Regions from separate parts of the Homo sapiens genome. Here region 1 is linked to region 2. Evidence: chromatin loops called from intact Hi-C (ENCODE). Cell type or tissue: breast epithelium. All regions are shown on one strand. Each heading gives the region's core, and the rest is flanking DNA. Links, peaks and the distances in the headings are about the cores only.

Region 1 (7,473 bases), core at 1,482-6,481, 290 kb after region 2:
GAAAAGAAACTATGCTGGCCGGGCGCAGTGGCTCATGGCCTGTAATCCTAGCACTTTGGGAGACCGAGGTGGGTGGATCACTTGAGGTCAGGAGTTCGAGACCAGCCTGGCCAACATGGTGAAACCCCGTCTCTACTAAAAATACAAAAATTGGCCAGGCGTGGTGGCACACATCTGTAATCCCAGCTACTCGGGAGGATGAGGCATGAGAATCACTTGAACCCTGGAGGCAGAGGTTGCAGTGAGCCGAGATTGCACCATAGCACTCCAGCCTGGGCAACAAGAGCGAAACTCTGTCTTAAAAACAAGAAAAAAAAAAAAAGGACACTATGCTAAGTGAAATAAGCCAGTTATAAAAGGACAAACCCTATATGATTTTAATCGTATGAGGCACTCAGAATAGTAAAATTCACAGAGACAGAAAGTAGAATGGTGGTTGCCAGGGGCTGGGGAGAGGAGGAATGGGAAGTTACTGCTTAATGGATCCAGAGTTTCAGTTTTGCAAGAGGAAAAGCCTTCTGGAGATGGATAGTGGTGATGGTTACACAACAGTGTGAATGTACTTAATGCCACAAAACTATACATTTAAATTTATTAAAATGAGAACTTTTATATTAAGTGTGTGAAGTCAATGGAGCCTGGATTTTCTTTCTTTCTTTCTTTCTTTCTTTCTTTTTTTGAGGCAGAGTCTTGCTCTGTCGCCCAGGCTGGAGTGCAGTGGTGCAATCTTGGCTCACTGCAGCCTCCGCCTCCTGGGTTCCAGCGATTCTCCTGCCTCAGCCTCCCGGGTACCTGGGATTACAGGCACACGCCACCACGCCTAGCTAATTTTTGTATTTTTAGTAGAGACGGAGTTTCACCATGTTGGCCAGGCTGGTCTCGAACTCCTGACCTCAGGTGATCTGCCTGCCTCGGCCTCCTAAAGTACAAGGATTACAGGCATGAGCCACTGCACCCGGTTTGGTTTTCTTTACATTTTCTCATTGGCCAGTTCTATGGCTATCATGCTTCATATGCTTGATGTCACAAAATGAAAAGACCATAAAATGCAATTCATAAATGGTCTTAAAAACAACAGGAAGCACTAACATTTCCTTCTCCCCTTTTCCCATCCCCCAGTCAAAAATCACACACAGAAAGTTATGAAAGCAAACAAGGTTTGTTTTCCTGCCCCTTGATGGGAGATGATAATGTCAGCACTGATGGGGAACACCCTGCCAATTGTGCAAGCGGGGAGGACCTTGGCCTGCAAATTTGGGGAGGCAGCTCCCTTCCAACTTCTGCCATTAATGGAAAGGGTTCAGAATCACACCTGAGAAAGCTCCGTGCGGCTGTGGCCCACCCCTCCCCTCCCATCCAGCCCTCCTGGAGTTCACACACCCTCAACTCACACAACGCCGGCAGCATACACTGACACCATCATGCTCTGGGGCCTTCATTGTATACAGATCTGTTTCTTAGCTGTCAAATCTGTCCCATGAGCCATAAGCCTCTAGTGGACAGAGCTGCCTCCAGCTCTCTGGCCCCCTTTTCAGTCTCATTCCTCCTGCCAGGCCAGGGTGGGCCTTGGAGGGGTACCAGCTTCTTCGTTCCTCCCTCCTGTCACCTGGATTATCCCATCTACTTCCATAGCTACAGCAACCAAGTAAGAGCCACCAGCTCCTCAATCTCCATCTCTCTTCTGAGCTCAGACCCTCAACTCCTGCCCAGCTGCAGCTGGGTGTCCTGCAGCCACCTCAAACTCAGCCTGCCCTAAAAAATCTACTATGCGGCCAGGCACAGCGCCTCACGCCTGTAATTCCAGTACTTTGGGAGGTCAAGGCAGGTGGATCACTTGATGTCAGGAGTTCGAAACCAGTCTGGCCAACATGGTGAAACCCCGTCTCTACTAAAAATACAAAAATTAGCCAGGCATAGTGGTGTACGCCTGTCATCCCAGCTACTCAGGAGGCTGAGGCAGGTGGATCACTTGATGTCAGGCGTTCGAAACCAGCCTGGCCAACATGGTGAAACCCCATCTCTACTAAAAATACAAAAATTAGCCAGGTGTGGTGGTACGTGCCTGTAATCCCAGCTACTCAAGAGGCTGAGACAGGAGAATTGCTTGAACCCAGGAGGCAGAGGTTGCAGTGAGCTGAGATCGCGCCACTATACCCCAGCCTGGGCAAAAGAGTGAGACCCTGCCTCAAATAAACAATCCCATTATGCTCTCCCTCAGACAGGTTCCCCCTCCTGTATCTCCTCTTCCAACTCATGCCAATGAGTTCCCTGTCACTGAAGCACAACTGAGTCGCCCTTGGCTCCTCTCTCCCCTCCACCCTTGCTGGTAGGTCCTGTCAACTCCACTTCTTCAGTCTCTCTCACTCCTGACCTCAAGTGATCCACTAGCCTTGGCCTCCCAAAGTACTGGGATTACAGGCCTGAGCCACCGCGTCTGGTCGCATAGTGGGTTTTTTAGGGCATGCCAAGTTTGAGGTCCCCTTCTGCTGTACTGAGTCACACCTTAGGGCCTTGACTCTAGACTACTCTCACCTCCTCAGTTGTCTACCCCTAAAGTATATCCTGCACACAGAGGTATCCAGTGGCAAATACATAACATCTGCTTGAAACACTCAAATAATTTCTCGTTGTCCAAAGGATAACGCCTAAACACCTTGATGCGTATTTGAGACCATTCTTCATCTATTCCTGTGTTATTCAGGCTTTTGTGTCACTATAGGGAAATACCTGGCCGGACGCGGTGGCTCACGCCTGTAATCCCAGCACTTTGGGAGGCCGAGGCGGGCGGATCACGAGGTCAGGAGATCGAGACCATCCTGGCTAACATGGTGAAACCCCATGAAACTCTACTAAAAATACAAAAAAATTAGCCGGGCGTGGTGTAGTCCCAGCTACTTGGGAGACTGAGGCAGGAGAATGGCGTGAACCCGGGAGGCAGAGCTTGCAGTAAGCGGAGATCATGCCACTGCACCCCAGCCTGGGCGACAGAGCGAGACTGTCTCCAAAAAAAAAAAAAAAAAAAAAAAAAAAAGAATACCTGAGACTGGGTAATGTACAAAGAAAAGAGGTTTAACTGGCACACTGTTCTGCAGGTTGTACAGGAAGCATGGTACCTGTACCTGCCTGGCTTCTCGGGAGGCCTCAGAATGCTTTCACTCGTGGCAGAAGGCAAAAAGGGAGCAGAAGCAGGCACTTCACATGGCACGAGGAGAGCTAGAGGGGAGAGGTCCCAGACCTTTGCACAACCTGACCTCGCATTAACTAAGCAAGAACTCACTTATCACCAAAGGGTTGGAGCTCAGCCATTCACGGGGGATCCTCCCCCATGATCCAGTCACCTCCTACCAGGCCCCAGCCCCCAGCGTTGGAAATCCCATTTCAACAGGAGACTTGGAGGGGACAAACATGCAAACTATATCAATGCCTGCATCATGAAACCCACAGATAGTCATGCTAGCCGCTGCTTTTTTTTTTCAGCCTCCCGAGTAGCTGGGATTACACATGTCCAGCACCACACCCGGCTGATTTTTCTGTATTTTCTGTAGAGACGGGGTTTCACTGTGTTGGCCAGGCTGGTTTCAAACTCCCGACCTCAGGTGATCCACCCGCCTCAGCCTCCCAAAGTGCTGGGATTACAGGCGTGAGCCACTGCGCCTGGCCTTCCACTGCTCTTTTTCATGTATCTGTGCTTTCACATATGCCAGTGGTTCTCAACTGGGGAAGATATTGCCCCACAGGAGACATTTAGCACTGTCCGCAGATATTTTAAACTGTCACAACTAGGATGGGTGGGGCATTGCTGCTGGCATCTAGTGGCAGAGGCCAGAGATGCAGCTAAACATTTGATGGTATGCAAGACAGTCCTCCCACAAAGAATGATCTGTAGCACACAGCATGACACAGGTTCTTAGAAGGTTATACTGCATTTATTATTACCATGATTGCTTTCATTCTATGGGCTGCAAGCATAAATGCTGACAGGGGGCAGAAAATTAAATGAATCAGAGAAGCAGGTTGGACAAAATCAACAGCAGACGCTGAGTCTGGAGCCAACATGCCCTTTCTAAAGCATTCAGATTCAAAACTCCACGACGCTGAGCACAGCCATGCAGCAGGTGGATGGGTCACAGCTTCTACGAGGCTCCCAAGCAAGGGTGGGGGACAGTTTGTTTCTGGTACTTATTTCATTGCAAGTATGGATCAATATTCATTGAAAAGTTCCCTCTTAAATCTCCTTTCAGAGCCCAGCATACTCCTAAGTTCTAGTAAGTAAATGGAAAAATAGGGCAAAACTCTCAACTTAGATCCTTAATATTCCCTCTTATATCTCCTTTCAGAGTCCAGCATACTCCTAAGTTCTGGTAAGTAAATGGAAACATAGGGCAAAACTCTCAACTCAGATCCTTGATAAAGTTTTCCTGTGCTTCTGAATTTTCTTTTCAAGGGTTCTTTTCTTGGCCCGGCATCGTGGCTCAGGCCTGTAATCCCAACACTTTGGGAAGTCGAGGTGGATCATCTGGGGTCAGGAGTTCAAGACCAGCTTGGCCAACATGGTGAAACCCCATCTCTACTAAAAATACAAAAATTAGCCAGGTGTGGTGGCACATGCCTGTAATCCCAGCTACTCAGGAGGCTGAGGCAGGAGAACCCCTTGAACCTGGGAGGCGGAGGTTGCAGTGAGCCAAGATCGAGCCATTGCACTCCAGCCTGGATGACAGAGCAAGACTCTGACTCAAAAAAAAAAAATTCTTTGTAATTTTTCTAATGACCTTAATCTAGTTTTTCCAAAAATACATTCTATATTTTGGGAAATGCTCTATGAAAGAAGGAGATGCTCTATGAAAGAATGCTCCTTAACTCTGTGGTCAAATGGGTTTGAGAAGTATTTACCAGCACCTTGAGAGGCCAAGGCAGGTGGATCACCTGAGGTCAGCAGAAGTGTTTACTAGCTATTCCTTTAACTGGTGTGACCAAATCTTACTTTATCAAATGGTTCCCACCCCATCTTTTTATAGTGAAATATTTTAATATTTAGGGAAGCAGTGCTTTGAAGACTTTGTGAAATACTCAAGCACTCTCCTTGGCTGTCTGATTTGCACTCCCCTTCAGCAGAGGGCCATCTCAGTTTAAACTTCCATTTGTGTGCAGAGAAGTCCCAGCTCATCCTAACTCAGTCCCCATCCCTCAGGCAGAGACCTGTTCTTTCCTCCTTACATATTCTCAGTGAGGGTAGGCATACTGAAATGGCCTGGTTTTCTTCAAGAAGGAGCCATCTTGGTGAAGATGGAGGAAGGCAATGAGTCACCCTGTGAAATGGGGGTATAGCTGGAGAGCAAGTGCATGTCGGTGTGGCCCAGTGACTTGGGTCCTAGACAAGGACACACATCTCTTAGGCCCATGGGTCACCTCTGGCTAGTTTATAGAATCAAGGTCCATTAATGACTATTAGGTCCATTGAAAAAGATAAGCATAGATCTTCTGGAGCTAGATGGAAAAGGGCCAGTCACTTCGGGCAAGGAGAGTCTAACTTCAAAGTAGCAGGAGGCCAGGTGCGGTGGATCATGCTTGTAATCCCAGCACTTTGGGAGGCTAAGGCAGGTGGACCACCTGAGCTCAGGAGTTTAAGACCAGCCTGGCCAACATGGTGAAACCCCGTCTCTACTAAAAAATACAAAAATTAGCTGGGTGTGGTAGCAGGCACCTGTAATCCCAGCTACTCGGGAGGCTGAAGCAGGAGAATCACTTGAGCCTGGGAGGCGAAGGCTGCAGTGAGCGAGATAGTGCCACTGCACTCCAGCCTGGGTGACAGAGTGAGACACTGTCTCAAACAAACAAACAAACAAAAAAACACCCAAAAAAGAAAGTAGCAGAAGGTTTTTATGACTACCAAACAATCAGACACATTCTACCAGAAAGAGCTGGACCAGCCCTGCCCTCACTTTTTTTCTCTCCCATGATGCAACATGGTACTATGTTTTATTATTTTACATTTAATTTTTTAAAATTTCTACTTTTGTTTTAGATCCAGGGGTATATATGCCGGTTGGTTACCTGGGTATATTGTATGATGCTGAGGTATAGAGTACAACTGATCCTGTCACCCAGGTACTAAGCATGGTACCCAATAGTTACGTTTTTCAACCCTGGGCCCTGACCCCCTCTAGTAGTCTCCAGCATCTATTGTTGCCATATTTATGTCTATGAATACCCAATGTTTAGCTCCCACTTGTGAGAATAATATGCGGTATTTAGTTTTCTGTTCCTGTGTTAATTTGCTTAGGATGATGGCCTCCAGCCGCGTCCATGTTGCTGCAAAAGACATGATTTCATTTTTTTTATGACTGTGTCGTATTTCATGGTGTATATATATATCACACTTTGTTTATCCAATCTAGCATTAATGGGCACATAGGTTCATTCCATGGCTTTGCCATTGTGACTAGTGCTGAGATGAACATACAAGTGCATGTGTCTTTTTGACAGGATGATTTGTTTTCTTTCAGGTATATACCTAGTATAGAATTGCTGGGTTGAATGGTAGTTCTGTTTTAAGTTCTTTGAGAAATCTCCAAACAGCTTTCCACAGTGGTCAAACTAACTTACATTCACACCAACAGTGTATAAGCATTCACTTTTCTCCAAAGCCTCCCCAGCGTCTGTTATTTTTTAGCTTTTAATTTTCTTTTTTTTTTTTTTTTTTTCAGATGCAGTTTCTACCTTGTTGCCCAGGCTGGAGTGCAGTGGTGCCATCTCGGCTCACTGCAACCCCTGCCTCCCGGGTCCAAGCAATTCTCCTGCCTCAGCCTCTGGAGTAGCCGGGAGTACAGGCTTGCACCACCACGCCTGGCTAATTTTGTATTTTTAGTAGAGATGGGGTTTTGCCATGTTGGCCGCTGGTCTCGAACTCCTGACCTCAGGTGATCCGCCCGCCTCAGCCTTCCAAAGTGCTGGGATTACAGGCGTGAGCCATCATGCCTGGCCTGGCTTTTAATTTTTTTTTTTTTTTAAGTGACAGGGTCTTGCTCCGTTGCCCAGGCTGGGGCACAGTGGCACAATCATAGCTCTCTTCAGCTTCAAACTCCTGGGCTCAAGGGATCCCCTGCCACAGCTTCCTAAGTAGCTGGATTATAGGAACATGCCACTATGCCTGGCTAATTTTTTTTACTTTCTGTCGAGACAGGGTCTTGCTATGCGTTTCCTAGGCTGGTCTTGAACTCTTGGCCTCAAATGATCCTCCCACCTCAGCCTCCAAAAAATGCTAGGATTATAGGCATGAGGCACTTGACTTCATAAATAACTGCCATTGGTGTGAGATGGTATCTCATGGTGGTTTTAATTTGCACTTTTCTGGTGATAAGCAATGTTGAGCATTTTTTCATGTTTGCTGGCCACTTGTATGTCTTCCCTGAGAAATGTCTTTTCCTGTCTTTGGCCCACTTTGTAAATGGGTTATCTTTTTTTTTTTTGCTTGTT
Region 2 (7,473 bases), core at 908-5,907:
TAATGCCCAAATATTTAGCTGCTCATTCAAGGGGGTGGTACATCAAAATAAGAAAACAGCCAGGCGCGGTGGCTCACAACTGTAATCCCAGCACTTTGGGAGGCTGAGGCAGGCAGATCACCTGAGGACAGGAGTTTGAGACCAACCTGGCCAACATGGTGAAACCCTGTATCCACAAAAAATACAAAAATTAGCCGGGCATGGTGGTGGGTACCTATAATCCTAGCTACTTGGGAGGCTGAGACAGGAGAATCGCTTGAATCTGGGAGGCGGAGGTTGCAGTGAGCTAAGATCGTGCCACTGCACTCCAGCCTGGGCAATGAGCTGTCAAAAAAAAAAAAATTCCGTCTCAAAACAAAAAAAAAAATAGTATCATGGCTAGTTCAGGGCCTTGTATTTTTAAAGCAATTGTGTCAACAGGCTATCATTTTTTCAGTCAAGGCAGAATTTTTAAATGTGGGGCTGATAATTTTCGGTTTCCACAAATTCTAAGTAATAGTCTCCCTCTTCTTCTCTGAGGCAGCTACAGTTTCTTACCTGTTTATTTTGAAAGGGATTACAGTGGCTCATGCCTGTAATCCCAGCACTTTGGGAGGCCAAGGCAGGTGGATCACTTGAGGTTGGCAGTTTGAGACCAACCTGGCCAACATGGCAAAACCCCACCTCTACTAAAAAATACAGGTCGTACACAGTGGCTCACGCCTGTAATCCCAGCACTTTGGGAGGCCTAGGCGGGCGGATCACGAGGTCAGGAGATCGAGACCATCCTGCCTAATACGGTGAAACCCCGTCGCTACTAAAAAATACAAAAAAATTAGCCGGGTGTGGTGGCAGCCGCCTGTAGTCCCAGCTGAGGCTGAGGCAGGAGAATGGTGGCAGAGCTTGCAGTGAGCCGAGATTGCATCACTGCACTCCAGCCTGGGCGACAGAGTGAGACTTGTCTCAAAAAATAAAAAATAAAAAAAAATTAGGGGCCGCGCGCAATGGCTCTCGTCTGTAATCCCAGCACCTTGGGAGGCTGAGGCGGGTGGATAACCTGAAGTCAGGAGTTTGAGATCAGCCTGGCCAACATGGTGAAACCCCGTCTCTACTAAAAATATAAAAAGATTAGCCGGGCGTGGTGGTGGGTGTCTTTAATCCCAGCTACTCCGGAGGCTGAAGCAGGAGAATTGCTTGAACCCAGGAGACGGAGGTTGCAGTGAGCCAATATGGTGCCACTGCACTCCAGCCTGGGTGACAGAGTGAGACTCTGTCTCAAAAAAAAAAAAAAAAAATTAGCCAGGCGTGGTGGTGCGTGCCTTCCTGCAGTCCCAGCTACTCAGTTGCAGTGAGCCAGGATTGCACCACTGCACTCCAGCCTGGGCAACACAGCGAGACTCCACTTCCAAAAAAAAAAAATATATATATATATATATATATTAGATTCCCAACATTTAACCATTTTGAACCAATACGACACTGCCAACATTTGACCACTCTTTACTACAAAAATGACATTTTCATGTGGTTCAAATTAAACATATGAATTTGAGGTGGGACTGGGATATTGTTTACACCACATCTCTTTATCTTGCTTTTCTCAGTCTGCATTGTCTCATGGAAATTGCTCTGAATTGAGGTGGAGTTCTAATACATTTATTTATTTATTTATTTATTTTTATTTTTATTTATTTTTTTGCTCTGGCACCCAGGCTGGATTGCAGTGGTACAATCAGGGCTCACTGCAGCCTCAACTTCCCAGGCTCCAGCGATCCTCCTACCTCAGCCTCCTGAATAGCTGGGACTACAGGCGCGCACCAGCACGCCTGGCTCGTTTTAGTATTTTTGGTAGAGACAGGGTTTCACCATGTTGCCCAGGCTGGTCTTGAACTCCTGAGGTCAAGCAATAGCCCCCTCCTCGGCCTCCCAAAGGGCTGGGATCACAGGCGTGAGCCCCCGCGCCCAGCCTCTAGTGCATTTTTCCATAGCTTCTCAAAGGGCACGTGCAGGGAATTGTGACAGTCTTGTCTCAAGCCCATTCCTCACTAATGCTTTCAGCTCCCTCCTACCTCAACAGAAACTGCCTGATTTCTCCCCAGTCCTGCCTGTGCCTCCCCTTTACGAAGGGGAATAATTTTTAGATTCGCAAAGCCTGGGGGCCATGTCTAAATTGCCCTTCCTATTTCTACCAGGGAATCGAGTTTCATCCTGTCTTGGGGCTTCTGGGTATGGGGCTGATTTTCCAGAACTCTTGAAGATTTGACCCACACCGCCCCTTGCCTCACAGGAAATGGCAAAACTAACTAGATGATTATGTGATTCAATCCTTAATGTGGAGTTTTTATAAAATTAAAAAAAAAAAACCCACACAGTGCCTTGAATATACAGAGCACCTCTCCATTCATCTCAGTTCAAGAAGTCCTGCCAAGCCTTTGAAGTACAGTAACATTCTCAAATGTGCACCCCCCGCCCAAAATCGTTCACACTGCAGAACACTATTCAGGAAAGAAATGTTTCGTGATTTTTTTAAAAAAAATGAGTGAAAAGCCAAGAAATTAAACAGCCTCTGTTTATGGCAGGTGGTAAGAAAAATGTAACGTAACACATACCCTTCCCTGCCTTTTGCATAACCAGTTTGATGCATAGTTCTACTGTGCGAGCAGATTCAAAACTTGCTGGTTTTCTTCGTAATAACATAGCACATGCCAGGGAATAAGGGCTCAGTGTGTTCTAGGCACAAGGAGAACTTATTCTGGACTGACTCAAGCAGAAAGAAGCCAAATTGTCAAGACAAAGAGCAGCTTAGACGCGTGAATTCCAGCGCGACAGCCATGGCTGCTCTGTTCAGAGATGTAGTTCTGTGGTTAGGCCCCAACGGCTCGCCTTTTTGGGTATTCCTCTACTTAAATCAGGTGGTTGAAGGTATTCGTGGCTCTCAGAAAGGACAGGCTGGGGAGAGAGAAGTTGTCCCGCAGCTGCAAGTTTCTTTGAGGCCTCTCTTTCCATTTTGGCTGCTGGCCAAATACTCATTTTAACTAGGGACCTACTGTAGGACACAGAAGTGATTGCCCCGGCGTGGTAGCCCTGCTGTCTACTTTTCACTCAGTAAATACATGCTGAAGAAGCTAATTCAGGAGGTTGAATTTAAACCATTAGGTTCGAGATTTGTTATATTATTATAAAAAATCATCTTTAATATTTGTGGATAGAGCCATCACCAGAGATAAAAAGGGCAGTTTGGGCTGGGCATGGTGGCTCATGCCTGTAATTCCAGCACTTTGAGAGGCCGAGTGGGGAGGATTGACGAAGGCCAGGAGTTCGAGACCAGCCTAGGCAACATAGCGGGACCCCCATCGCTACAAAAACAAAAACAAAATTAGCTGGGTGTGGTGGTGCAGGCCTGTAGTCCCAGCTACTCCGGGAACTGTGAGGTGGGAGGACTGCTTGAGTCCAGGAGATCGAGGCTGCAGTGCACAGAGATCGCACCACTGCACTCCAGCCTGGGGGACAAAGCAAAACCCTGTCTCCCAAAATAAAAACCAATAAAAAATAGATAAAAGGGCAGTTTTATTAATAAAGAGGATAGGAAAGAAACTCCTCCCGAGCCCTGCGGATCTAACCGAGCACTGTCAAGGGAGGCTGTGTCTCCTGCTCCTCTCTCCGCACCAGTCCAGGCTCCATGGCCCCATGGCCCACCATTCTCCCGCAGTCCCACCTGTTCCGGGGGAAGTCTCGGCCTCCTTCTCCCCACACCCAGGCCCTATACCTGTGCCCCCCACCCTCCCAATCCCCCCCTCCATTATCCCTCAGGAACCTTTTGCTTTCTATTATGTTCTGTCTCCCAGTCCTTTGGTCTCTACAGACCCCGCCCGTTCAATGTGCCCTGGTCTAGCCTATCTCAAAACAAAATGAATGCCTGGATCCTACCTTCCTCTTCAAGCTACACTCCCCACCCCTATTCCCTGTCTTTATCAGCCTGACAGACTTATTATTTATTTATTTATTTATTTATTTTAAGAATAATCTAGCCAGATGCAGTGCCTCATGCCTGTAATCCCAGCACTTTGGGAGGCTGAGGCTGGTGGATCACTTGAGGTCCGGAGTTCGAGACCAGCCTGGCCAACATGGTGAAACCCTGTCTCCACTAAAAATACAAAATTAGCCAGGTTTAGTGGTGCATGCCTGTAATCTCAGCTACGTGGGAGGCTGAGGCAGGAGAATTGCTTGAACCTAGTGGGTGGAGGTTACAGTGAGCCAAGATTGCGTCACTGCACTCAAGCCTGGGCAATGAGAGTGAAACTCCATCTCAAAAAATAATAATAATAATATTTTTATGTGTTTATTTTTAGAGATGGGGTCTTGCTATGTTGCCCAGGCTGTACTTGAACTCTTGGGCTCAAGGGATCTTCCCAGCCTCCTGAGTAGGTGGGACTACAGACACGCACCATTGCGCCTGGCCAGCCAAACTCCTTAAAGCAGTGGTCCCCAACCTTTCTGGCACCACAGACTGATTTCTCAGAAGACAATATTTCCACAGACCAAGGAGGAGCAGGGGTTGGGTTGGATGGTTTCAGGATGAAACTGTTCCACCTCAGATCATCAGAGAATCATTAGTTAAGATTCTCATAAGGAGCGTGCAACCTAGATCCCTCGCATGCACAGTTGACAATAGGGTTCCCGCTCCTAAGAGAATCTAATGCTGCTGCTGATCCGACAGGAGGCGGAGCTCAGGCAGTAATGCTCCATCACCCTCCCCTCACCTCCTGCTGTGCAGCCCAGTCCCTAATAGGCCACGGGCTGGGGGTGCCTTAAACAGTCACCTTCATTTGGGTTTTCACTGCCCCATGTCACACTCACTTGTCAGTCCACTCCAGGCCACCAAACCCAAAGGACAGTGTTCAGGACAAGTTCTCAGCTTTTCTGTCAATTAGAACTGAGTGTGACAAACCAGGAAGAAGAGAATAGACACGGGAAGGCTCCTGTCAACGTCTGTCAGACCCAGCTTGGCTCCCTCTGTGGCCAGCTCTGTGGGCCACTGCCTTCTTGAACGCCTCTCTTCTCCTGATCTCCATGATCTTGTACTTCCTGGTTTCCTTTCCGTCCCTTTGGCTGCTCCTTCTCGGCCTCCCTGGGAGAATGGTCTTTCTCCTGCCCTCCGTCGGTCTCTGTTCACTCTTTATTTATTTTTTTTTTTTTGAGACAGAGTTTCGCTCTTGTTGCCCAGGCTGTAGTGCAGTGGTGCCATCTCAGGTCACCGCAACCTTTGCCCCCCAGGTTCAAGTGATTCTCTTGCCTCAGCCTCCCAAGTAGCTGGGATTACAGGGATGCGCCACCACACCCAGCTAATTTTGTATTTTTAGTAGAGACAGGGTTTCTCCATGTTGGTCAGGCTGGTCTTGAACTCCCCCCAACCTCAGGTGATCCACCTGCCTCAGCCTCCCAAAGTGCTGGGATTACAGGCGTGAGCCACCCCGCCTGGCTGTGTTCACTCTTAACCCTCTTCCTGGGGGAGGTGGCCTTCATTACCTCGTGTGCACAAATGACCTCTAAATTCTTACCTCCTGCCTATACACAGATGACCAACAAATCTCATCTCCTGCTTCGACCCATATCACAAGACTCAAATGTCTAAAAGCACTGCAAACTCAACACATCCAAAATTAAACTCATTTTATTCTCTCCAAACTGGCTTCTCCTTCAGAACTCTGTGTCTTATAAAATGTGTGTGCCGTTTGCTCAGTTGTCTAAACTAGAGATCTGGGAACTATTCTAGATGTCTTGTTTCCCCTCACTCCCTAGCCCTAATTGACCCCCAAGGTCCACTGAGTCCACCTGCTGCCTGTCTTGAGTCCTTCCACTTCTCTCCATCCCACTGTCACCACCCTGCGCCCTGCCGTCCTGTGCTGTCACCTGGACTCCTCTATCAACTTCTCTGATTGCATCCTTCCTGTTTCTCTCCAATCTGAGCCCCACTTTGCAGCCAGAATCTTTCTAAAATGCCAACCAGATCATGCCACTTACATACAATTCTTTAAGGCCTCTAGTTGCCCTTAGGATAAATGTGACTCCTCAGCCCCTCAGGTCCCAGCCTAATAGGACCCTTCATCACTAGGCCCCTGCCTGCTTCCACATAAGAAAAGCAATGATTAGAAAAAGCTTGAGAAAGGAACCCAAGGATAGAAGCTATGGTGCATTGTTCAGCATCAGTTTTCAGGGAAGTGAAGGGGGTCTCATGGTAAAGCAATGTAATCAGACCTTGGCTTTGACCTTGTACTTTATCTCAACTTTTATATTAACATAATACTAGTTTTATTATAAATATTGTATCTAGTTTATTGCAGCACTATTTATAATAGCAAAGACTTAGAACTAACCCAAATGCCTATCATGATAGACTGGATAAAGAAAATGTGGCACATATACACCATGGAATACTATGCAGCCATGAAAAAGAATGAGATCATCTCCTTTGCAGAGACTTGGATAAAGCTGGAAACCATAATTCTCAAAAAACTAACACAGGAACAGAAAACCAAATACCATGTCATGTTCTCACTCATAAGTGGGAGTTGAACAATGAGAACACATGGACACAGGGAGGGGAACATCATACACTGGGGCCTGTTGGAGGTTGGGGGCAACGGGAGGAAGAGCATTAGGACAAATACCTAATACATGCGGGGCTTAAAACCTAGATGATGGGTTGTTAGGTGCAGCAAACCACCATGGCACATGTGTACCTATGTAACAAACCTGCACATTCTGCACATATATCCCAGAACTTAAAGTAAAATAATAACAATAATAAACAAACAAAAGATTTGGGAACCAAAGAACTAACTGTTGGGACCTTCAAGATGCAGACATTTAATTTTATATGTGTCAATGAAGCATGCATGAAAAAGACAAAGATGAAACAGTGTGTAGTATTAGGAAAAATTGTCAATATGACCCAGGAAAATTCACAAAAAGAAAAGAGAGAAACTGATTATTTGGTTTGTACTGAAGTGGACTAATTATGGGTTATTTATATAAACTGCCAGTCATGTCTAGTTACCCCATGGCAAAACAATGATTATCATTAAACATTAAACCATTAAAAATAAATAAATAAATATTTTATCTATTGAGTACCCCTATTTTATTTATTTGTTTATTTATTCATTTTAAGAGATAGGGTCTTGTCATGTTGGCCAGGGTGGATTCAAAATCCTGGGCTCAAGCAATCCTCCCACCTTGGCCTCCTGAGTAGCTAGGACTATAGGTATAGTCTAGCTATGCACCTGGCCAGCAAAACTTATATTGATGTCGTTTCTCTTGCAGTAAGTATCAAGAGGGGAATTTGAAATACCCATTTTTTGACTAGATATTACATATAATTACTTGAGTATTTTAAAAAGCAGTCCATGAAAGGTGCATAGTACAATGTTGGTCATAGGGAGTGCTTAGTAAACGTTGACTTTTTTTTCTAAAAACTATTTTTATTTCTAGAAC

The links. Hi-C counts contacts between places; a loop is a spot of excess contacts. Peaks named below come from ENCODE experiments on the same cell type or tissue, not always from the same donor. Only the 100,000 strongest peaks of a DNase experiment are listed, where the experiment ranks them.
Region 1: it touches region 2 in a loop (13-fold over the local background); 1 of 110 quality-filtered maps calls a loop at or near these places.

Annotation. Positions count from the first base shown.
Region 1 is chr5:31,925,755-31,933,227 of GRCh38, reverse strand. The region is part of intron 2 of PDZD2 (PDZ domain containing 2); the gene reads right to left. Among named protein-coding and RNA genes, the nearest start is that of MIR4279, 6.7 kb to the left of the region's middle. In breast epithelium, for the core only: a CTCF peak has its summit at 3,796 (motif pointing left); a DNase peak (open chromatin) is centred at 3,808.
Region 2 is chr5:32,213,524-32,220,996 of GRCh38, reverse strand. No RefSeq gene overlaps it. Among named protein-coding and RNA genes, the nearest start is that of GOLPH3, 43 kb to the right of the region's middle. In breast epithelium, for the core only: no CTCF peak of the experiment used is centred there; a DNase peak (open chromatin) is centred at 2,836; H3K27ac peaks cover 546 bases.